3 separate regions of the Mus musculus genome follow, and all the other regions are linked to region 3. The links are chromatin loops, found by intact Hi-C in ENCODE. Cell type or tissue: gastrocnemius. All regions are shown on one strand.

The links. Peaks named below come from ENCODE experiments on the same cell type or tissue, not always from the same donor. Only the 100,000 strongest peaks of a DNase experiment are listed, where the experiment ranks them.
Region 1: it touches region 3 in a loop (12-fold over the local background); 2 of 42 quality-filtered maps call a loop at or near these places.
Region 2: a loop joins it to region 3, with 5 times the contacts of the local background. A loop is called at or near these places in 4 of 42 quality-filtered maps.

The regions. Positions count from the first base shown.
Region 1 is chr9:59,215,239-59,223,238 of GRCm38, forward strand. All of the region lies in intron 3 of Gm33053 (a long non-coding RNA gene), which reads right to left. Among named protein-coding and RNA genes, the nearest start is that of Gm33053, 16 kb to the right of the region's middle. In gastrocnemius, no CTCF peak of the experiment used is centred here; a DNase peak (open chromatin) is centred at 7,539; H3K27ac peaks cover 2,072 bases.
Region 2 is chr9:59,185,015-59,193,014 of GRCm38, forward strand. It overlaps Gm33053 (a long non-coding RNA gene), which reads right to left. Exons shown (of 4, transcript XR_379496.3): 4 at 6,187-6,531. Among named protein-coding and RNA genes, the nearest start is that of Gm33053, 46 kb to the right of the region's middle. In gastrocnemius, no CTCF peak of the experiment used is centred here; DNase peaks (open chromatin) are centred at 4,267 and 4,906; H3K4me3 peaks cover 1,057 bases; H3K27ac peaks cover 2,153 bases.
Region 3 is chr9:59,130,231-59,138,230 of GRCm38, forward strand. No RefSeq gene overlaps it. Among named protein-coding and RNA genes, the nearest start is that of Neo1, 98 kb to the left of the region's middle. In gastrocnemius, no CTCF peak of the experiment used is centred here; DNase peaks (open chromatin) are centred at 3,660 and 4,142; H3K4me3 peaks cover 1,942 bases; H3K27ac peaks cover 2,392 bases.

The DNA.
Region 1 (8,000 bases), 85 kb after region 3:
AATGGTATCAGCAAAACCAACAGATAACATCATACTTACTGGTGAAAAATAGAATAGATTACTTTAAAAACCAGAAGGAAAAAACCCTAGGTTGTCCTTTCGCTCCGTGCTTCTCTCTTTGCACTAAAGATATAAAAAGATATTTAAAAGAAATAAATGACTCGCAGATTGCAAGGAAAAAAATAAAACTGTCTTTCTTTGCTGTGGACTTACTGTGCTTTTAGAAAGTCATACGTAATCTACAAAAGCTACTACAAAAAGCAAATTAATTTAGTGACAAAATTCAACCATTGTTGTGAGGAACATTAGCAATAAAGAATCTGAAGCTTAAAAACCCAAATACCCTTCCCAATAGCATCACCAGACCCAAAGACAGCTGGTGAATGATCTTTTGGGTTTGGGGAGTCTGTTTTGTTTTGTTTTTAATGTGCAGGGGCGGGAGAGATGGCCCAACAGTTAAGAGCATTGGCTGCTCTTTCAAAGAACACAGGTTTGACTCCCAGTACTCACGTGGCAGCTCACAGCCATCTGTAACTCTAGTCCCAGGAGATCCACCACCCTCTTCTTGCCTCCTCGGGTACCAGGCACACACATAGTATACATGCACATATGCAGCCAAAATACCCATACACATAAAACATTTTTGCCATCTGAGTGCTGGGATTAAAGGCATGAGTTACCACATCTAGAATCACATAAAAAATTTTAAATGTTTAAGGACTGTACATTGGAAATTATAAAATGTTGATAAGAGCAATTAAACATTGCCTAAGTAGATGTTCATACTATGCTCGTGGTCTTAGTAATTTAACATTGTAAGGATAGCCTTTCTCCCCAATGGGCGAAGCACAAATCTAAAAGGACTTTTCATAGAGTTGGTGTATTTACAAAAAAATTCTATGCACCTAAAATAAAGGAAATAGAATAACTAAAACAACTTTTAAGAGGAAGAAGAGAATTGGAGGATACACCTATCTACTTGAGTCTTCTAGAACTACAGAGGAGCTGGGAAGGTAGCTGATAGGGTTTCATCACGCTACCAACACAAATGTGAGGACCAGGTTTCGGATCCTCTGTGCCTTGTAAAAGCTAAGTTGGCATGGCAGTGAGAAGGAGTCGAACAGGGGAGGAGATAGGGAACTCCTACAGTAAGCTGGTTAGCTCACTAAAACAATGAGCTCTGATGCGATGGCTAAAGTTAACCTGTTAGCCCCATCTGCCCAAAGATAGATAACTTCCTGGAATGCTGGGGTCTGTTATTCATGTAAGCTAACAAGCCATGTGTTCTCACTTCAGTAAACAAGGTTGGTTGTCCCAACCACAGAGGATATGCTTGATCACACACAGTTGGGAGATATAGGCAGGAAATATGCCAGGATGTATTCTTGCCCCAAGTTGAACTAAGGTGGTAAGTACATAACCTTGTAGGTTTTGCCTTGTGAGTTACCTGACTAAACTAATTCAGCACACCATTCTCTAGGAATTCCTAGTATACCTGGCCAATGCCCATCATCCTGGACAGACCATCGTGGATTTGATCTTTCTCCTCAAAATGTTCAGGTTTCACAAGAGAGAGACCATGCCTCACACTGCCTCAATACATAAAGAAGAGAGCAATCTAGGAAGACACCTGACATCATCCTCAGACCTACACACACACGCACACACACATGCATGCTCATATACACACTTGCACACATACATCCATATACCTTCACTCACACACAACATATGCAAAAGCAACAAAAAAAATGTTAAATGTGCTAATGGCATAACAATATACAAACAGAAGGAAACAAGGTCAATAGAGTGATAATGTCAGTAGAGTAATAGGAAAGATACCTAGGGTAGCATGACTCATGCCTATAGTCCCAGCACTGTGGAGCCTAAAGAAGGAGGATCACTCCGAGTTCAAGGCCATCCTGGACTATAGAATGAGATCCTGTCTCAAAACAGCAATACCTAAAGATACAAAGATAACCTTGTGTAGAAATGGTAGCCTTGTAATTATCTGTTGCTCAAGTACTCAAAACAACAACAAAACCACTTCGGTACTTACCCTGAGTTACCTACAAGAAAGCACTTAACTCAAACAGGCCACAAAGCTGGCTTGAGTATAAAGCTATAGAACTTCCAGAATAAAATCCAGGAAAAAAAAATCTATGGGGCTGGAGAGATGGCTTAGAGTTTAAGACCACTGACTATTCTTCCAGAGGTCCTGAGTTCAATTCCCAGCAACCACATGGTGGCTCACAAACATCTGTAATGGGATCTGATGCCCTCTTCTAGTGTGTCGGAAGACAGCTACAGCAACAGTGTATTCACACATATAAAATAAATAAATCTTTTTTTAAAAAAATCTTTGTACGCTCATTAAGGCCAAGTTGATTCCTTACATCAACACAAATATTGAAATCAGCAAAATGATAACGCTTGATAAATTGGACATCACCAAAATTAGGAACTTCTGTTCTTTGGTAGAATTGTAACAAGACCAAAAAGACATGCCATAGACACACAGACAACATTTTCAAGGCAAGATACCTAATCAGAACTTATATCTTCAATATACAACAACCTCTGAGGGCTTATTAACCTCAGAAAGCATACAGCTTGCTTTGGTGGTTTTGTTGTAGTTCCTGAAACAGTCTTAATGTGTACCTCAAACTGATCTAGAACTCCTCAACGTCCTGCCTCAGTCTCCCAAGGGATGTGCCATGTAGCACCACGTCTACCTCAATTTTTAAAGTAGGCACAAGATTTTAAAGATGATTCATTAAAGAGTATATTTAGATGACACAAGAAAACATGTTCAGGGTCATTAACTATCAAGGAAATACAAAATCAGACCATTGCATCCCACTGAAGTATAAAATAACAGGCAAGTCATAACAAGTGTTAGCAGGGCTGGTGGGGCCTGGATATTGACAAAGCAACCGGGCAGTTTCTTCAGGCATTAAACTTACACCTACCTTCTGCTCCCGAATCTTTGTTCAAAAGAAGTGAAAGTTTATGTTCACAGTGATAAAGGGGGTATTTATTTGCAGCTGGATTCAAACTATCTCAAACCAGAAACAGCCCAGGCAGTTGAAGGGGTAAGCAAACTGTGATACATCTTTGCAACAGAATTAATTCCAAACAGTAAGGAAAAAAGGGCCACTGATAGACAGACACATCAACATGGGTAAATCTCAAAATCACTGGGCTAACTAAAAGAAGCCAGATTTCCCCACATGCATGTTGTATGGCTGAACTTAATAAAACTCTATAAATATAAACGAATTTGTAATGAGAAAAAGAAATCACTAGGAACAGAGGCGTCAGGCAGGGGGAGGAGGGAAGGGGAGTCACAAAGGAAAGCTGGGGTATGATGGGTCTTTCTGTTATTTTGATGGTAGTGACAATTTCCTGAGTGTGTGCATATGCCAAGATACACCAAACTTTAATACGCAATGTACTGTCTGACAGTTATATTTCAATAAAACAGAAACAGACAGACAAGAGGTAGACGTGGAAAGGCAAAAATGTTTGGGGAATGTAACTGGAGACTAGTTAGAGAGTTAGGACCCTCCAACATGAAGGACATCATTCGTAATAACAAATAATAATGGCTATCCTTAAAACTCATGGTTACCTCTTCTTAGTATTCTATCATTTCCCATTAAGGAAAACAAAACTCAGAGAAGCTAAACCACTTTCTCAAGGTCGTGAGCTAGTAAATGGTAGAATGGAGTTGTGATCCTTGCACAGTCTAATCACATGGAGCCCTGGCTTTCCTGCAGCTTTGGGGAGGTGCTGATGCAAGGCCAGTTGTAAAGATTCCCCGAACACTCCCCTGACACTCCCCATTCCCCCAACACACACTCTCGCCTCCGCAGGTCCTTCCCCTTTCCATTTCTGCTACCAACACTCTTAAGGTCAGGCAGGAAAAGCCATCACCAAGCTTAGGCTCCGGAAGTCTTGCTCTCATGGAGTCCAAGGGGCTTCAAGCCAGAACCCTAAGAGACATCTGAGAATGTGTAGACAGACATTGTCGGGAAAAGTGACTCATGCGAGCATGCTTGGGATATATGCAGGTTCAGTTGCTTCTCCATATCGTAAGGGGAAGGGAGGACTACGTGGTCTAGTCATGACAGGTGCTCTGGGGTATATCACTAGGCCAGAAATGCCTGGAAGAACCAGGACACAGGGAAGCCACCAGGGCACGTCACCAGGAGAACATGACACCTTATAGGGGTTAAGGGTTTCATCAGGTCAGTGTGGCTGGTACAATCCTGCTCTCTCTGTAGCAGCTGTCCCCACACTGAGAGCAGAATGTTACATATCACTCCATGGCCACCAGACAGGGCCCAGCCATTTCTAGCCAGAACCCTATGACTCCTCTTGAGACATTTCACTCCCAGAAGAGGGGTAGGGTTGGGAGGGTGCCATCACTTCCACAGAGTAGAATTATATTCAGGCCTTTGTGACCACTGCACCACCTCCTCTTCTGCTGCCAATGGCAGCTCTGGCCTGCACTTCACCAACTCCTTCAGGCTATCCTCTCTGGAACCTTTCCCAACAGGTTTCCAGTCAGTACCATAGGAATCACCACTCACCCAGGCTTAAACCCACATGTGCATTGTCTTACAATTCTAAGGTCAGAAGTCTGGAATTCTAAACATCCAGGTTGGCAGGGCTGCCTTCTTTTCCAGAAACTCTTAAGAACAAGACCACTTCCTGGCCTTTCTAAGCTTCTAGTGTAGCCTTCATCCCTTCCTTTCCAATCCAGTTGGAAGCTCTTTCTCATCTATCCATCCCTTTCTTTTCCAAAATCCCTTGTGGTTACTTAGAATGCACCTGGGAAATCCATGATAATTTCTCTGTTTTAAAGTTAGCTGCTTAGCAACTTTAATTCTGCCTGTAAAACTCATTCCTCATTACCACTGACTCTAACACAGTCTCACATTCCAGAGGTTAGGATTGGATATCTATGGAGAGGCAACGAAAAATGGATCTTCCTACCACAGATCTGCATCCAAGAACCATCTAGCTGCGAATGAAAAGAATCACATGAAGCTGGAGAGATGGCTCAGCAGTTAAGAGAACTTACTGCTCTTCCAGAGATTCAGGTTAGGTTCCCAGAATCCACATAGCTGATCACAACCATTGGTAACTGCAACTCTAGGGGGTGAGATACCCTCCTTCTGGCCCCCACACACAACCCAGCACATATGCAGTTCACATACATACAGGCAGGCAAAACACCCACACACATAAAATGTTTTATGAAAATGTTTTTAAAGACTCAGACAAGTCTTACATTCTCAAGAAGCTCCTTTTTCAATGCATGTGTGCACGTGCTGATAGGACTAGTTTAACTATCCAGCTTTCTCAGGGGATCCCCTGTCTCTACCTTCTGAGCCCTGAAATTACAGCCAGTCCATCATGCCCTCTAGATGACATTGACATGGGTACAAGGGATCCAAACTCTGGTCATCACAAGAAAATGCTTTACCCAGGAAGCCCCAGCCTGACTCAGTCTTTAATGGGACTTTCACCAATGGTTCTAATTCTCTCTTCAGAATTCCTGGGGCATTTAAAAGAAGTGTCCCAGCATAACCAAATGATAGTCTTATGATGGCTATTGATTGTGATTGTTGGTTCTCTAGACTGTGAATTTCTTGATGTTCATAACTGTTTTGTTATTGATGGTAGACAGGTGGTAAGACTAGGTAGGAAGACAGTAAAGGGGTGGGTGGATAGATAGATAGATAGATAGATAGATAGATAGATAGATAGATAGATAGATAGATAGATAGATAGATAATGGGAAGATTTTTGGTTCCTTTAGCCATGAAAGATACTAGTGCCCACTTTTTTATCTGTTCTCTCTCTCTCTCTCTCTCTCTCTCTCTCTCTCTCTGTGTGTGTGTGTGTGTGTGTGTGTGTGTGTGTCCATGTGTGTGTGCGTGTGTGTGTGCGTGTGTGTGTGTTTGTGTGTGTACACATATGAGGTACATTCACGTGTGTACATACGCACATGCACAGGTGGAGGCCAGAGAGAATTCCATTACTCTCTATCCCTCCACCTTCTTCTATTAAGACAAGGTCTCTCACTGGATCTGGAGTTAGGCTGACAATTAGCAAGCCTTAGGGATCCTCCCTGACAGTAATGGGCTTAAAGATGTGTGCATGGCCACACCCAGCTTTTTACATGGGTTTGGGGGATTGGAACTCAAGTCTTCATGCTTGCTCAGTGACTAAGAATCCTTTTTTACTTACACACTGAGCAATCGCCCCAACTCACAGGGCCCACTTTTGTCCCCATCACAGATAAGCATACACAGACATGGGTTATAATACGCAGGGCACAGGTATCTAGGGACACACAGACTGGAGCCCGTGTAAGGATTCACCACTGATCATTCTAAAACTCTCTCAACCTCGCTATTCAAATAAGACTCTAGCTCCACCTGGCTCTCTGGCCAGCCAGTGCCTGTAAGTACACTGACGTCAGCATGAGCCTTTGAGTGTGAGCCTTTTGACTGTGAGCCTGCGACTCCTGTTCTGTGGCCTGAAGCAGCAGACCCCACAGAGTTCACAAGCAATGGTCAACAGCTAAGCCTGGTGCCAAGGACTTGCCTATGGGAAGCATAGTTTGAGAGATAATGTATCCAGAAGTGTCCAGCCTGCTGCCTATGGGCTGTATTGTCCCAGGACAGTTAGAAATGCAGTCCATCACTGTAATGATGTAGTGTCAAAAGGCTGGACACAACACACTGGCAGACAACTAAGTTCTTCAATTGCCCCGTGTTGTTCCGTTTATTCCCAAGGAAGGCTCTTGGGTCCTGGTGGAAGAGGTCCAGTTTCCCCATATTGTGCCCACTGAAAACAGGGCAGATGCGAATCTGGGAAGACAAAAGGCAGATCTGCAGACACAGATATTCTTGGGCCATCCATCAGAGACTCCAGCTCTAGACTGAACAGTTTCATCACACACGCAGCAAGGCAGGTACCCCTGGGTGGGGTTACTGAAAGACCAGAAAGCAGTTTTGGCTCTCAGGCAGCACCTGCTGTCCCGCCATGGGATGGTTTTTATCATCAACTTGACAGGATGTAAAATCACCATGGAGACAAACCTCTGAGCATGTCGGCAAGGTATTTTCTAGATTAGATTAGCTAAGGAGGGAGGACCCACTCTGAACATGGGCTGGCATCCCAGGCTGAATAAAAATGCATCACCGAGTGGAGCACCAGCATTTTTGTCTGTTTCCCCGCCTCACACTCAATTCTCTCCACTGAGTCCTGCTCCCATCACTATCCCTTCCCGGGTATGGTGGACTGCACCCTCAAACCGTGAGCCAGGAATTTTGTCATAGCAAAGGAAAGGGAAAGGACACTGGCACCGCCAGGAAACCAGCATAGCTTAGAAGTTTCTAGCCATAAGCAAAAACGTCTCCCCTTGGCAGTTAAGCCTTGGCTGTGCTTTAGAAATGAGTTCCAGAGAAAGGTTCCATGTGTCAGCCACGTGAGGCTTCTCTCCAAAGCCTTGGTAAGCCGGAACTAAGCAAATGGGGAAAGGGCATTCCCTACTGGCCAGGGGCAGCTGACTCCTACTGGCCAGCCAGTGCTAGCTTGGAAGAGTTTGCTCCTCCTGCATTCTGCTGTGTTGGCCAGACCAGACCTGTAGCCCACAGAGGAGAGAGGCTGAGTGACTGGAGCTGAAGACCTGGGGGTACTTGAGGAACAATTCCTGCATTCCCATCCCCATTATTACTGCTCTAATATAATGTTGAGCCCCTCCCTCTGATAAGATACCTGGACAGTTTAGAACTCTAGCCTCAGAGAGCTGGGCAGGATGTGATGTCTGTGAGGATGAGTTTGTTCAGAGAACTGGGCAGGGGTGGCTTGCAAGTGAGGCGGTGCTCTTATCTGACAGGGTTTACGGGGCACGTCTGCCCAAATGGTCGTGTGAAGTAGTACCAACAGAGAGATACAAGGGGCCCCTTGAGGGTGTG
Region 2 (8,000 bases), 55 kb after region 3:
TGCTGCAATTCCAGCAGGATTTAATGCCTTGGGCACCATGCTAGTTCCTGGCCCATTATCCATCTCCCTAGAGCTCTGTACCAAGTGGCCACTTGTCCCTGCATCCAAATTCCATCTATCTCTATGCATAAGCACACATGTCCTTCCTGCTGGTAGGAATCTCCTATGGAGGAGCATTAAGTCTGCATTGTTTAAAAGCCGAATTGTATTAGTACTAGGTGGGCTTGTGTATGCCTAACAATACTACACAGAGCCTCTGTCTAACCTATGTACCTAATATGAATTTGCTTAAAGTTCCCAGATACTGAAAACATACATTCTAAAAACATGTTGTTAAATTTTATATAGAATAAAATTATCTTATCTTCATAAGTATATTTGGATGTTTGATTCTTCCTAATTGACTTATTTTTAAAAAATATATGGAGGATGGTGAGGCACTGGGACATGATCCAGTGGTTAAAAGCATATGTTTCTCTTGCAAAGGAGTCAAGATTGATTCCCAACACCCATGCAGGGCAGCTCACACCCATGTAGGGCAGCTCACACCCATGCAGGGCAGCTCACACCCATGTAGGGCAGCTCACACCCATGTAGGGCAGCTTACACCCATGTAGGGCAGCTCACACCCATGTAGGGCAGCTCACACCCATGTAGGGCAGCTCACACCCATGTAGGACAGCTCACACCCATATAGGGAAGCTCACACCCATGTAGGGCAGCTCACACCCATGTAGGGCAGCTCACACCCATGTAGGGCAGCTCACACCCATGTAAGGCAGCTCACACTCATGTAGGGCAACTCACAACCACCAGTGACTGCCACTCTGACCTGGCAACTCTGACCTCCACAGACAATCTGCACTTCTGTGCACACACCCACATATAAATCACACATGTGCAAACAATAAAAATTATGTGCATATATATACATATATACATAATGCACATGAGTGTGTGTGTGTGTGTGTGTGTGTGTGTGTGTGTGTGTGTGTCTCAAATCATCTGTAACTCCAATTCTTTGGTCCCTGTGGGCACCAGGCACATATGTGGTACACATACATACATATATACAATCACTCATATGCCTAAATAAAAATAAGAAAATCTTACAATATATGAATTATTATGTAGCTTTGCTGCTGTTTCCCTTTAATTTGCATGTCTATACGTTATTTTTAAGTTTATTGCATATTGCCTGGCAGTTTCTAATAAAATCCTATCGGACAAGGAGAAACAAGTGTGTTTTTATACAAAGGTTTCTGTAACAAGAACAAACAAAGAGGAGACATCCAGTTTTATTCTTAACAACCAAACATTAGAAAGGAAGCAAATGTCTGTCAGCAAGTGAGTGGACCAACACACTGGTCCATCTTCACACTATGAGCTGTCCACTGGATAGTAGAATGGAACTCACCGCTGATACCACCAGCAGCGTGAGCTAATCTCCCATTACACCAAGTTAAAAAAAGCCAGGGAACGCATACATCTGGTTCCAGTTATGGGGAGTTCAAAGGCAGTGGCAAATTAAAGCTCAGTGAACAAATTAGTACAGTTCTCACCCAGGGGGGTGAAGAACCCATAGGGAACTGGCTGAAGTTGGGCATATTCTGCTTCATGATCCAGGATGTGGCCAGTGTACAGACGAGCATACACACACTGGAACACACACACACCAGAGCACACACACAGAGCATACACACACACACACCGGAGCACACACACACCAGAGCATGCACACACACACCGGAGCACGCACACAGCTGCTCCTCTGAAGACCTGTTCATCTTTACTAATGTAAATGACTGGAAGTGATTATTATGCACATGTATAAGTGCACACACACATGTCCATACATGTGTGTAGCCCAGAAGATGATCTCAGGTGCTATCTACTTTTTTTTTCTTTTTCTTTTTGAGACAAGATCTCCCAGTAGCTTGGAGTTCATGAGGCTAGGCTTTCTGACCAACAAGCCCCAGGGCTCTTCCTGCCTCTGTCTCCCAAACACCAGAATTTCAAAGTGTGAAGCCCCAAGTCTGGGTTTTTTTTTTTAAACATGAATTCCAGAGATCAAATTCACATTCCCATACTTGCAAGACAAACATTTGCCTGGCCAAGCAATCTCCTGCTCCAGCTCGTCATTTAAAAGACTTTATTTCATCATGCATCCACTCAAAACCACACACATACTTACACACACAAACACACACACTCACATACACACAGACACTCAGACACATACACACTCACACACAAACATACACACATACACACAAAGACACACTCACACACAAATACACACACACACACTCACACACACTCACATACACATAGACACTCAGACACATACACACTCACACACACACATACACACATACACACAAAGACACACTCACACACAAATACACACACACACACACTCACACACACTCCAAATGAGCATATTTCCACTCTGGTTTGCAATTCAGTTCCACATATTTCTTTGGCACAATGCAGTTTTATGGCTCCTTGGTTTAGGTGTTTGGGTTGTACCTGTTCAGAAAGTTCGGTAAGTTCTGTTGGCAGATTCACACACAGTCAGGAAGCTACAACTCGCTGCTCCCGGACACCATGTCCTGAATTCTCACCATTGTGGATGTTTATATCTGGATATATATTTATATCTGGATGTTTATGTTAAGCCAAATGCAATCTTCTCCAGGTTTTTCTGTCTTCAGAGCCTCCACTTACATCCTCTGCCAATCATGGAGACTGGCAGGCACCACCCAGGAGCCTGTGCCCATGTCCCTGCTCACTTGGAGCAACCCCACCCTGCTGTGGGCACTCTGAGTAAACAGATTCTGCAAGTGGACAGAAAACATGGCTGCTGAAATCCCCCGTCCATCTCTCTAGTGACCTTCATCTGTTGCCTGCTTAATGTGAAGTCTACCTGGTGATCCATTCAGGTCACCCTCCTCTCTTCAGGATGAGACTTTGTGTAAGCAACAGCCCATTTCCCAGTCCTCCTTCTTAGCCAATGCAACCCACATGTGAGGACAACCAGACTGGCTGTCCTGGGGAAGTTCACTTGGGTCCTGATCAACACAAACTCACTGCGACTAAGGGAAGCATACAGAAGAAGCCCCACCTGAAGCTGAGACCTCCAGCTCTGGTCACAAGCATCCTTTCCCTGCTTAGCAGAAGGGGTGGTCTTAGAAGATGATGTCTGCTCTTGAGACAGGTAGGCTGAATCACGAGGCTCTTTTCTGTAACAGAGGAGAATGAGTATCACTCACTAGTCCCTTGGTTAGAGACCTTTTGTTAAGGAATTCTATTTGCTCCTTTGCTCCTTGCTTTTAAGAGAGCCGCATTTCTTTGGGCACCAAGTCAGGCAAAGAAAGTTACAGACAGATTGCAAGCAGCCCATAGCGGCTGTCATGGGAAGAGGGATGAGAGGAGTCTGGGTGCTTTGTCCTTTTTAAGGAGAGCTATTCCGCTCCGGAGGAGAAAGCGAAACAGTGTGGCTAATGCTTTTAGTCATTTATTTTACTTCATTTTTTTTATTTTTTCATGCTAAATTTGGTAGCAAGCAAAGCTCTGGCCAGTCTCTTGGGGCTCACCCTGGCTCCAGGGAAGATAGTCTAAGTCTGGCAGGCCCTGAAATATGTCTGTAGCATTTGAGCAAATACCACAATGTTCTGGATAAGGGAGATGGTCTGTCACAACCATTAGAAATGCAGGCTTTGCAGACAGACCAACTGAAGGCTCCATTCTAGCAGGCCATTCTATGGAGCAGGTTTCCTCTGCCATAACTGTAGATAAAAATTCCTCTCACTGTCGTGAAGATTAAATTGGACAGTATGTGCAAAGAGACCCTTTGTTATTGTTACATTGTAAATAAAATTCACATCTTCCACAAACTCTTGTATGAAGGCAGCAGAGCTTATAGGGTAAAGACAGTGTCTCAGGATTGGCACCTGGTGACAACCAGGGACCCTAACTGAAGGATGCCGAGCCACCTGAGCCTGGCCAAAAAGACCTGAAACCTAGAACAACTCCAGGAGAGGGGTAAGGACTAGTTTTCTCCAGTAGACCACAGCAGCCCTTTGGGGGTTATAATACTATTCCTGGGATTCTGTCCACTGAGAGAGGCCATCTCAGGTCACAAGCACACTTCTGCTGGGTGTAATAGAGTTTGTTTGCTTGTGGTAAGGCCAGGAAGCGCCAAGGCGGGTAGCAGAGAGGCTGGCTGCCTTGGCTGGGAAGCCAAATGCTTGGCCAGTTGGGATGTTTCCAGAGAGTGAACTGGCCTGTCTTGGCTCTGTAGCCTCTGCTGCTGCCTACAGAACACCCCCCTGCAGCCAGCTGATTTTCTCATCGCTAGACTTCTAAATAGCGTGATTTATGACCACGCTCATCGGTGCTGGCCCCTGGGTGTACACACTTTCACTTCCAGCCGAGGAAGTGAATAATGAATTAATCACCCTGCCTCAGGTTCAATACGGAGCCGAGTGTTTGCAGATCTTTATTGTAGTGCACAAGCCAAGTCGATCTGCTCAATTTACACTCTTAATTCATTGGAGTTTGTGCAGTTCTGCCTGATTCTGGGAAGCTACAACCTCGTGGCTGCTTGGTCTCAGTGGTAGCCATCTTCTCCCTCCCAGCAGCCTCTCCTCATTGTCAAAGGCCTCTGGGTACTCAGAGAAGCCACAACAATTTCTTTAAGGCTGTACCATCCTAAATAGTATTTGGTAAGGCATTTCTCAGCATCCAAAGAGATGGGTGAAGGGTGTCATAATTTCCATTGCTGCAAAGAGACACTATGACTAAGGCAACTCTTATAAAGAAAACATTTAATTGGGGCTGGCTTACAACTGCAGAGGTTCAGTCCATTATCATCCTGGCAGGAAGCAAGGCAGTGTGCAGGCAGACATGGTGCTGGAGGAGCCAAGAGTTGTACATCTTGGTCCAAAGGCAGCCAGGAAAATACTATCTTCCACAGGCAGCCAGTAGGAGTGTCTAGAATTATTCAGTGGGCAGAGATTGAGCATAGAGACCTCAAAGTCCACCCCACAGTGACACACTTCATCCAACAAAGCCACACCTTCTAATAGTGTTCCTCCTCATGGGCCAAACATTCAAACACATGAGTCTATGGGGGCCAAATCTTTTCAAACCACCACAAAGGGCAACCCAGAAAGACATCTGTCATCAATTTCAGGCTTCACACACACACTTGCACACACACAAACACACACACACACACACACACACACACACACACACCCCAAAAGAAAAATTGAAAAACAAAGAAAATATTTGTTGAATGAACTGTCCTGGTTCTTACCAACACAATCGTCCATAAGAATTAATGGTGTGCAGTCATGGTTGCAGCAGGTCTCCTGTTCCCTTGTCTTAGTACTGTGGAACTTTGGGAGGAGTTTTTCCTAAGTCCCGGAGCTCATACAATCTGATTAATGAGATAGGGCTGACTGTTTTTCAAGTCATAGGAGCAGTAAGAGGCGAACATGGCCATTCCTAGCTTTGACCATTTTTCTTTACCTCCCAGACACCAAAGGCAGAATCAGATGCCTTTTACCACGTGCATGGAAAAGCAGGTAGACCTGGGACTCCCTGTGGAGCAGGCTAGCCCGGCGTCATCCTGATGGACTTGGAGGAGGGACATTCAGGCTGAGGACACCTTCTCCCTGACTGAGCTAGCTGAGATGCTCACCCCTACCCCATCTCATGTATCCTGTCTGGAACAGAAAGGAGGGGCAATACGAACAATGTAACTTCCGCCCTGTAGCATTTGGCTCCCGTAGGAACAGCTAGAGATGGGAGCAATTCTGACAGCAATGCAGGCTGGAAACTGGCAACTTCATGACCTCCATAATAGAAGATCCAGGAATTACAGCTTATGGGACTCAGCTGGACCTGGGTAAACTATGCATGTTCTTCTATGGTCCACCTGAAACCAAACAGACTGCAGAGTAGGACCTATTAAGATTGAGGAATTATAAAGTAAACTACTATTTACTGGAGGAACCTGAAAAACATTAGAATATCACATTACAGCCTTAGCTGGGAAACGTAAGGGAAACATGAGCTTTAAAACTGAGCAGAGAGCTATAAGCAAAATGCACCTTAAGAAACAAAACAAAACAAAAAATAAGCAAAGATCTGTGTTAAAATTCACATTGGCAACAGTAAAGAAAACTAACCTTCAGAATCCAAAATAGTGAGAAACTTTTCAGAAAACAAGGCAGGTAAGAGGGTGATGAAGACTGTCAGAGGATGGAAACAGAAAACTAGGGATTGCTTTTAAGTCGTCTAGGAAAACCAGAATGTTTGGACAAGGATTACAGAAGATGCATGCAAGAAAATTCCGCCAGTGGTTGACAAGTCTGGAGTATGCATCCTGAGAAGTTTTATTATGCTCCAAAGGCAACAGGATCCAAAGGCATCCGTATCCCCGCACATCCTCAGCTCCTGAGTCCTGACTGGTGAAGAGTCAGCCTTGAAGCATAGAGGCATACGAGCTCAGGCAATCTACAAAGAGGAAAAGTAGGCATGGCTCATTTGTGACTCAATAACACTACATCTGAGGAGAAAGGAGATTGGTGACTGAAGATCATTTCATTTGGAGCTGTTTTGGTTACTGTGCTATTGCTGTGAAGAGACACCATAGCCAAAGCAACTTATAAAAGAAAGCATTTAATTAGGGGGCTTGCTTATGGCCATCATGGTGGGGGACATGGTAGCAAGCAGGCAAGCATGGCACTGGATAGGTAGCTGGGAGCTTACATCTGATCCACAAGTTAAAGGCAGAAAGAGAGGTGGGGGCTGGGCTTGGCATGGGTACATCACCTGCAGTGATGCAACTCTTCTAATAGGGCCACACCTCTTAATCCTTCTCAGAACAGTTCCATCAACTAGGGACCAAACATCTAAATATATAAGTCTATGGGGGCCATTCTCATTCAAATCACCACTGTCAGCAAAGTGCTTGAAATCAAAGACAGGCAGATGCCTGAGGCTGGTTGGACAGCAAGACCAACCCACGAGGTGAGTTTCAGGCCAATGAGAGACTCTTTTTCAAGAAAAAGGTGGACAGCTCCTGAGGAACAATACCTGAGTTTGGCCTCTGGACTCTGCAGATACACACACACACACACACACACACACTGTACATACATGTATATAGTGACAAGTCTAGAATTTTGGTTTTTATAACAAAATATAGAAATACTATAAGAATGTGCTTTAGTTTTAATCCCAGGTGTGGTGATGTGAGGCTGCTTTGGACTGTCTGCAGCAGCTGACTATGATTTGCCTCGTGCTCTAGCAGAGGAATGGTTTATGCGAGCTGCAGGTAGTTCCTGTGATTGTGTGACATTTGAAATTCTGGGAAATTTCAGAGGGTATATAAATCCTAGAGCCCTGATAGGCATGGTTGGTGATCATTCAGGAGGTTGGTTGTGGCTTGTTAGTAGTTATGCTCAAAGAAGAAACAAAAAGAAAAAAAAGGGATGTGTGTGTGTGTTTGTGTATCTCCCCTCCATCCTTATTTCTCTTCTATCTAGATATAGGGGGGAAAGCCAGAGGGATATAAAGGGTGGGGAGAAAGAAGAACCCACATAGCAGCAAAGAGCAGCTACATATGTACACACACATAAACACACACACCATCATTCTATGTGGCTACTGCAATTTCTATGTACTAAATTCCATAAAAAGATACATGCTCTTAGACATGCATGCTACCCATACCTCTTCTTTATACACCCCTTTTTTAGAAATGTCTTACAGACTACACTCCTGCATATTACAAGAAGAACAAGCCAAGACCTCATCCACATATCAAGGAAGTCAGTTTGGCCATGTTTCCAAGACTAAACCTAATCCTAGTAATCACTGTTGTTTACCTGAGTGAGTAAAAAACGTATGCACGCACGCGCACACGCGCGCGCGCGCGCGCGCACACACACACACACACACACACACACACACATATACAC
Region 3 (8,000 bases):
GGCTTCTCTATGAAAGATTATATGCCTTCTTCATCTTCAGGGCGGAGACGAGGGCCCTTCACAATAAGAATGGAGCTTGTTAACCATCAGGAAGGCTCTGGAACTGTGCATTTACAGTACAAACACCGTATATGGCGAGAAGGTCTATTTCTGAATGAAGAAACTTTTCTGAATTGCTCAAACTAATCTGTATCTTTCTCCTGCTAAGTATGGGCTCTATAAACACTTAAGCAAAGACAATATATTGGCCAGTGAGTGGCTTCTGAAAGGTATTTGGGGAATAAAGAAGACAGATGGCTAAGGAGAAAAGGAAGTTCCTTTTACATTGAGGTGTGAAAGACACTGGCTACAACTCATTGTTATATTCTGGCCGTGTGGCCCGAGATCTCCAAAGAATGAGTGGCCTAGGGAAAGAAATCACTCCTTCTAGAAGCTCCAAAATGAAGATGAATAGACTGTCAGTATCAATGAAGTAGTGGAAATGGTCCGTTCAGGCAGTGATGCTCAGTGGCTGCTGCCATCAGAAAAAGAAATGGGGACGGACCTTACATTCTCTGATACACTTCACTACCTGCCTCCAAATCCCTTAATCCACCAGAATAAAGAAAGCACAGGGGACAAAGAACTTAGTTAAACACTACCACAGCAATGCAGTCAGTGAAATTCTTAGTTTCAGTAATCCAATGGATTCAATCAATAAATAATCCACATGAAGAATATGCAAAACCACACACACAGTGCATAGCTCCTACCCAGATTCTGACTTGAGCAAATATAAACTGAGGTGTTAAGGAGATGTTGACACTGATGACCTATTTGGAAATGTTAAGAATTATTTTTCAGTATCATAATGGAATCATTATGTCCAAAATGGAATCTGCTTTTGGAGGCAGGCATAAATTAATCACAGACTAAATGGTAGTTGAGGTTTGTTTGACATTATCTAAGTCCCGAGCCTTGAGGCATGATGGTAAATGGGATGGGTATATAACTGAAACAGGACCAGCTGATCATTGTTTGGCCATGTTGGATGATGGGTAGGTGATGGAACATGGGCAACTGTGGCAGTTTAAGTGAGGGTGACTCCCATAGGCTCAGACGTTAGAGTGCTTGGTCCCCAGGTGGTGGTTCAGAAGTTCAGAAGATGCAGCCTGGCCAGAGGAGACATGCTGCTGGGGCGAGTTTTGGGAGTGAAGAGCCTTGCCTACTTCTAGTTTACTCTCTTTCTGCTTTCCATTCAAGATGGGAGCTCTTAGCTCCTGCCACTGACACCACTTGCTGCTGTGCTCCTCGACATTTTGGGGGAGGGGGGGCTCTTACCCTTGCAACTGTAAGCTGAAATAAACTCTTCCTCTCTAAGTTGCCTTGGTCATGGTGTTTTATCACAGCACCAGAGAGGTAACTAATACAGCATCATTTTTCTCTTCTCTCTTTTTGTGCATGTATTGCATGTGTGTGGATGTTAGTATGAGAGATATGTATGCACACGCGTATGTGGATATCAGTAGACAACTAGGGTACCATTCTTCATGAACTGGACCCATCCCCCCCCCCTTTTTGAAGCAGAGTTTCTCCCATAACCTAGGACTTGTCCAGTAAGCTAGTCTAGCTGAACTCCCCATACCTGGGATTACAAATGTGTGCCACCATGCTGAGTTTTTTTTAAAAAAAAAAAAACAAAAACAAAACAGCAAAACAGAAAAAAAAACAACAAAAAAACAACAACAACAAAAAAACGGGTTTGGGAGAGCAAACTCAGGTCCCCAGTCTTGCAAGGTGAGTGTTTTGTGATTTACTGACTAAAGCATAGTCTAAGTATTACTCTTCAGAATTGGAGGAGGAACTCAAGTTGGGCCAGGTATTAGTTGGCCAGTCCCTCAGTCTTTGCTCCATGCCCCTTGTCTACATTTCTTGTAAACAGGATAAATTTTGGGTTGAAAGTTTTGTAGGTTGGTTGGTGTTTCTATCTCTCCACTGGAGTTCCTACTTGGCTACAGGAGGTGGCCTCTTCAGGTTCCACATCCTCAAGGTAGTGAGTCATAGCTAAGGTCACCCCATTAATTCTTGGGCGCACTCCTTATCCCAGGTCTCTGTTTCACCCCCCTCCCACCGTCTGACCCCCATAAGTTGCAAATTTCCATTCACTTTTATGGCCATCTGGCCATCTCTCCTGTCCTTCCCCACAACAGGGGCTATCCCAAAAGCTGTTGCTTGCATGTGGAATATGTTCTAGCTGGGCTGCCTTGTGTGGCCTCAGTGGGAGAGGGAGCGCCAAGCCCCTCAGAGGAGAAGTGGACCGGGGATGGGGGAAGGATTGTGGGAGGGGGTGACTGGGAGGGGGCAGTGAGTGGAATGTAAAGTGAATAATTTTTAAAAATTAAATTAAAAAGAGAAGAAAGAGAGAGAGAGAGAGAGAGAGAGAGAGAAGAAGGAGGAGGAGGAGGAGGAGATGAAGGAATCAGGAAAGAAAAGAGATGGAAGGGAGCGGGAGTTGGGGGTTGGAGGGGAATCAGTTGGTAATGCAGTCAAACAGAGGAGACTGGCAGCTGGTTGGGTGTAAGGCTGTGAGTTGGTAAGAAGATTATGAAGCCAGACTCTGGAGTCTGTGGCTTTCTGTTCTGCCCAGGTACGTAAGGATACACAGAATTGGAAATTTCTTCTACCTTTTCTGAGATCTCATCCCAGTAGCATGATGGCTGAGTCTGTGTGAACAGTAAGAGCCTCTTCTTTTGATTCAACACAAGAAATCGCTACCTTCCCCTCTACAAGTTGCCCCACAGCTTTTCTCTTCCAGGTTGGGAGCATCTGAGTCTTCTGCGGCCAATGACAGAAACTCCCATCTCTGTTTTCTCAGAATGGTTGGTCAAAAGGCCAAAAAGATTCTCAATAGAGCTGAGGGCATCTCATGGGCCCACAATAAAATCTCTTTGAGATTCAGGGAGTTGAAAGATGGAAAAATCAAAATTTGAGACTGAATCAGCGGTTAGGCTGGCCCCTGGGATTTGTTTAAGTAAAGCCAATCCAAGAGAGATTTGATTTTTCCATCTGGCTCACTTTCTCCCAAAGCCCACAACCGGAACCATGGCACTTGAGACAGAGTTCAGCATAAAAGCTGCACCACCCATCTTCCAAGATGCTCCATCACTGATGTGCAGAGTCTGGTGTGGACTTATTTGCATATTGATTTATGCATTTTTCTCTCCATGGCAAGTTGACCTCTGCTGTTTTATTTACAAAGACACTAGGGTCACGCATGTGGAAGGTGAAGTCAGGAGAAGATCATCCTGCGATATGCTAAGCCACACAGATGAGCCCTGTCAGAAACAAGAGTAGGGAGGGGCTTCAGAAAGACAGCCTCGTGCCTGGCAGGTGCCTATGGTTCTCTATCTGGCCACCAAAAGGGCAGGCTTACAGGAGAGGAAGGACCAGAAGGAGGCGAGGAGGTGATGGGCAAGTAACAGCCTGGGAGGGGAAGCAGGGGGCTCTATAGGTAACCTGATCTTGGGCCTACCTGGCTGACACGGGGTCTCCTTGCTGCCATTCCAAAATGGTGTGGTATCCCCCTCTGCCAAGAGCCAGCTCCACCTGTTTCTAAGGTTTGCCCAATACAAGCTTTGCTGGCCCTAAAGATTGCCGCCCAGATCGAGTAGGGGCTGCTTAAAAGACAAAGGAGAGAAGAAAGCAAAGGCGAACACACAAGAAAGGGGCCTGGAAGGAATGGAGTTGGTGGAGGAAATCTGTCCCTTGGCAAAAGCCCCAGGCTGCATGAAGCCCTTCCAGCACTTTTTATAGATGACTTTTATCTTACTTATTTCCTAGCGAAGCTAAAAGCTGGAAAACTCCCTTCGTTCTGATGAGCATTCCCATCCCTGCGTGTCTCCTCTCTTCTTCCAGGGCTCATGAACACTTTTATTTCCAAAGGGAATTATTCACTTAAGCTGCAGATGACATCCTCATAGAAATCATAAGGAATTCTCACTAGCATGCATCGAGTGTAGGCGGGAGGTGCTGCTTCTTGCTGGGTGATTGGCCAAAGCACAGAAGCTGAGGGCGCCCGGGAACTTGGCTCTTAACTTCCTTTGCAGGGTGGAGGCTGGCTCGAAGGCTTCGATGTTTAGACAGTGTTCACATTTGTGTTTTCGTGGGATGGGCTTGAGGATTTTCGGGTAACAGACTGGTAGGAGACCGTCCATGGCAAGGCTGGGCAGCTTTCTGGGCAGGCTGTGTGTGTTCTCTTTGTGGCTTCAACTTCTAACTGAGGTCTGAAGTTGGATCCAGAGTCTGCCCATTTCTTAAAGGGACAGTCCACATGCAGTCCTCGTAGGACTATATGACTATCACAAGTGTCCTGGCTGCAAGCTCCCTCCTAAGGCTTCTAGGCCAAACCCCTCCTCCCACCAAAGGCTGCATTCTTGAACCTGCTGCCTCAGAGGTTTAAAGGAAAAGGAGCCAACCCAGTTAGGTCCGGGAAAAGTTCAAACTAATATGTCTTGGCAAACATAATGAAAAACACAGACAGTTGCTTTAAGAGAGGGACCCAGAACGAGGTCACGTTCTGCTGAGAGAGGCAGAGCAGCAATTAGATGGGAGCTTATGTTGCAGCCTGGCGGCAAAGGGGTCAGGGAGAGGGTAGGACAGTCTGCCTCTGATTTCAGGAAGAGAGCACCCTGCAGCCATGCTGGGCTCAGTGAGGGAGGGAGAGAAGCTGAGACTGGGAATGAAGAGGCAATAAGCTGGGCTGGATTTACGAGACCACATTAAAGAAGTGTGTGCTGTTTGGCTGGAGAGAGAACCAGGGTTTTATGCTAGTGGCTGGCCCAGACACATGTGAAAGGTGTAGTCAGTGGGAGGGAGGGAGCTATTTACACTGATTTGAGAATTTGGAATCAAGAGTTCTCACTGAAATGCTCAAAAAAAATTTTTTTTTTAATTTGAAAAAAAAAAAGAGAAAAAAAAGTAAGTTGTAAGAGTTATTCCACGAACCCTAGGAGTGAGCGCTCTCCCCAGGGAAGCATTGGGAAGTGTGTCCTAAGAACTTGTATGGTGGTGGAGATGGTCAAGTGTTTGTCTCAAAGGTGTGACAGCCTGAGTGTGGGTCCTCAGAACCAATGTAAAGAGCCAGGTGTGATGGCATGCACTGGTAATGCCGATGTTGGCAAGGTAGGGGGTGGAGTCAGGGAGATCACCTAGAGCTTAAGGGCCAGCTAGCCAGCCTATGGTGAAGTCCCAAGCCAATGAAAGTTTGTGTTTCAAACAACAGGTGCAACTACTGATGACATGCACTCCTCACACACACACACACACAGAGATAGAGAGAGAGAGAGAGAGAGAGAGAGAGAGAGAGAGAGAGAGAGAGAGATTATCACTGGGCCCATAAACCATATAACCAGGATCTGCTGAGATGCAATAACAACTTTTAGACTGAGGATCAGTCAACCTTATCCTTAAAAATCTGAGGATTCAGATGTGAGATTTGCACTGAGAATTCTGCACAGTGGTCCCAGTCTAGTGCACCCACCCCTTCCCAGGCTTATGCTAAAATAATTGTTCAGCTAGGGGACAGGGGAACTCCCTGCACAGCATTGCTTTAATTCTAACATTTAAAACAAGCTGCCATTTACCAATAACTTATTTTGAGCATCGCTTATTAAAGGGAAGAATGCTGCACACGTATCCTGTCTTCCACGAGGAGCTATATATCCCAGTTGATGAGAGAAAGCCCTTTGTTACACAAGCATATAAGCCAATAAATAAAGAAGGGGTGTGCGATTGGAAAATTAGCATTTTGCAACCCCTTGTGGGATAATTGATTCAGGTGAAGCTCATCTGTAGATGTTAAAATGTTGATGGTGAGCTATGAATTTACCAGGTATCAATTTTCACCTTACAGCCTATTTGCTAATGATAAAAGAGTAGAGGACTCACTCACTTTGCAATGAGGGATCAAGCCACCTCCACTTCAAGCTGATGATCAATCTTAGCATCACTGGGTTAGACCAACCTGACACGAATTCTCAGAGTGATTCAGTGTTCTGGCTACAGCGTCATCTACCATATCTTCTATGTGAAAAGATTTAACCTGAATAATACCACAACTTAAAACTAGCTTTCCTCTCGTAAGAGAGACAGGGGGGACAGAAGAATGCTAGGTGTCACCTAATTAACTAATCTATTCTTCAGCATCTTTAATAAGCCAGTGGTACATGCAACAGCAAAGTGCTGTTTCCACATGGGACTTAAAGCAGCCCATCCTCCACTCCGATTCTGACTCTGCTAGGAAGAGATAATCTGTAATAGGATGTTTGAGGAATAATTGAAGAACCCTGAATAAGTAGTTATATATGATACTGGGGAATTATTAATTTTGTTTGGTATGCTAATCATATTGTGGTTCTGAAGCAAGTGAGTTATTTTTAGATATGTACTGAAATGTATAAGAAAAAGGGTCATGATTTTTGTAATTTATTATAAAGTACTTGAATAGCAGCAAAATGGAAATCAATGACATAAAACTAAAACCAAGAAGTCACTGACCACAGGAAACAGTGGCAAAGTGTAGATTTTCCTTGTGTCTGCTACATGCTGGGCACATGGTAGAGAAATAATGGACACATGAGTCTTAGCCTCCTGAAGTGTTTGATAGAGTTTAGACAGTTTGGAGGAACAGACTGGGAAAATCCATGTTATAGTAACAAGTCTTTATTGAAGATTTCATACACATATGTAATGTGTCTTAATCAAATTCACCCATCTATCTCTTCCCTCCATTCCTTCTTTACCTCTGCCACTCCCTCTCCTCCTCCTCTTCCTCCTCCTCCTCCTCTTCCTCCTCCTCCTCCTCCTCCTCCTCCTCCTCCTCCTCCTTCTTCTCCACCATTAATCCACAGAGTCTATTTAATGCTGCCTCTATGTTCATGGGTATAGGACCACCTTCTTGGTCACCTGTGTCCTCTCACTGCCACATCCTCTGACATACCCAGCAGCTCTCAATTACCCATAACTTCTCAACTAGGGGCAGGACTTCCTGAGCCTCTCCCTCTTCCATGCTGGGAAGTGGGTTGGTCTGATCTCACGCAGGTCTTTTTCTTGTGGTCGAAGCTGTTGTGAGGTCATGCATATAGGGGACCTGTCATGTTCAGCAAATAATGTTTTGCCAGGAGGTCCACCACCTCTGCCTCTTACGATCTTTCTGGCTACCCATTTGTGGTGTTCACTCTTACTTAGCATTTATAGCTGGCCCTTCAGGATTATGTTGTTCTCATCAACAGAATTAACCAACCACAGCTAAAATTATGTTTTAAAAACTGACTGCACTGAGCCTGCACCAACTTCTTTCTTATCACTATTCCCTAAGGATTACACCAGAGCAATGAATTATAGAACACTGTATTGGGTATTATGGGATGAGGAGACACTGCATGAACATGGGAGGGTGAAGACAGGCTATATTTAAACACTACATTTTAAATAAGGGAGTTGGATATCCATGAGGAAATAGAACCCATCTCTCAGGGATGGAGAGGGTGCACCCAAACATGGCACAGTCAGATGGCTCAGTCGACAAAGCATGAGTTTGGATCCCAGCACCAGCGTAAAAGCTGATCATGGAGTTGAACATCTGTAACTCCAGCACTGGGTAGGGTTGGAGGATGGAGACAGGTGGGTCCCTACAGCTCGTTGGCTGGCAAGCCTCACCAATAAGCTCTGGGTTCAGTGAGAGACCCTGACTCAAAAATTAAAATGGAGCTGGGTGTTGTGGTACACATGGTTAACCCCAGGACCTGAGAGGCAGAGGCATGTAGATCTCTTTGAGTTCCAGACAGCCAGGTCTATATAGTACGTTCCCAGACAGCCAGGGCTTCATAGAGAGACCCTGTCTTGAAAAACAAACAATTAAAATGGAGAACAATCAAGGGAGATCCTCAAGGTAGTCCCCAGCTTCTACATACACAGACACACACACACACACACACACACACACACACACACACTACACACTA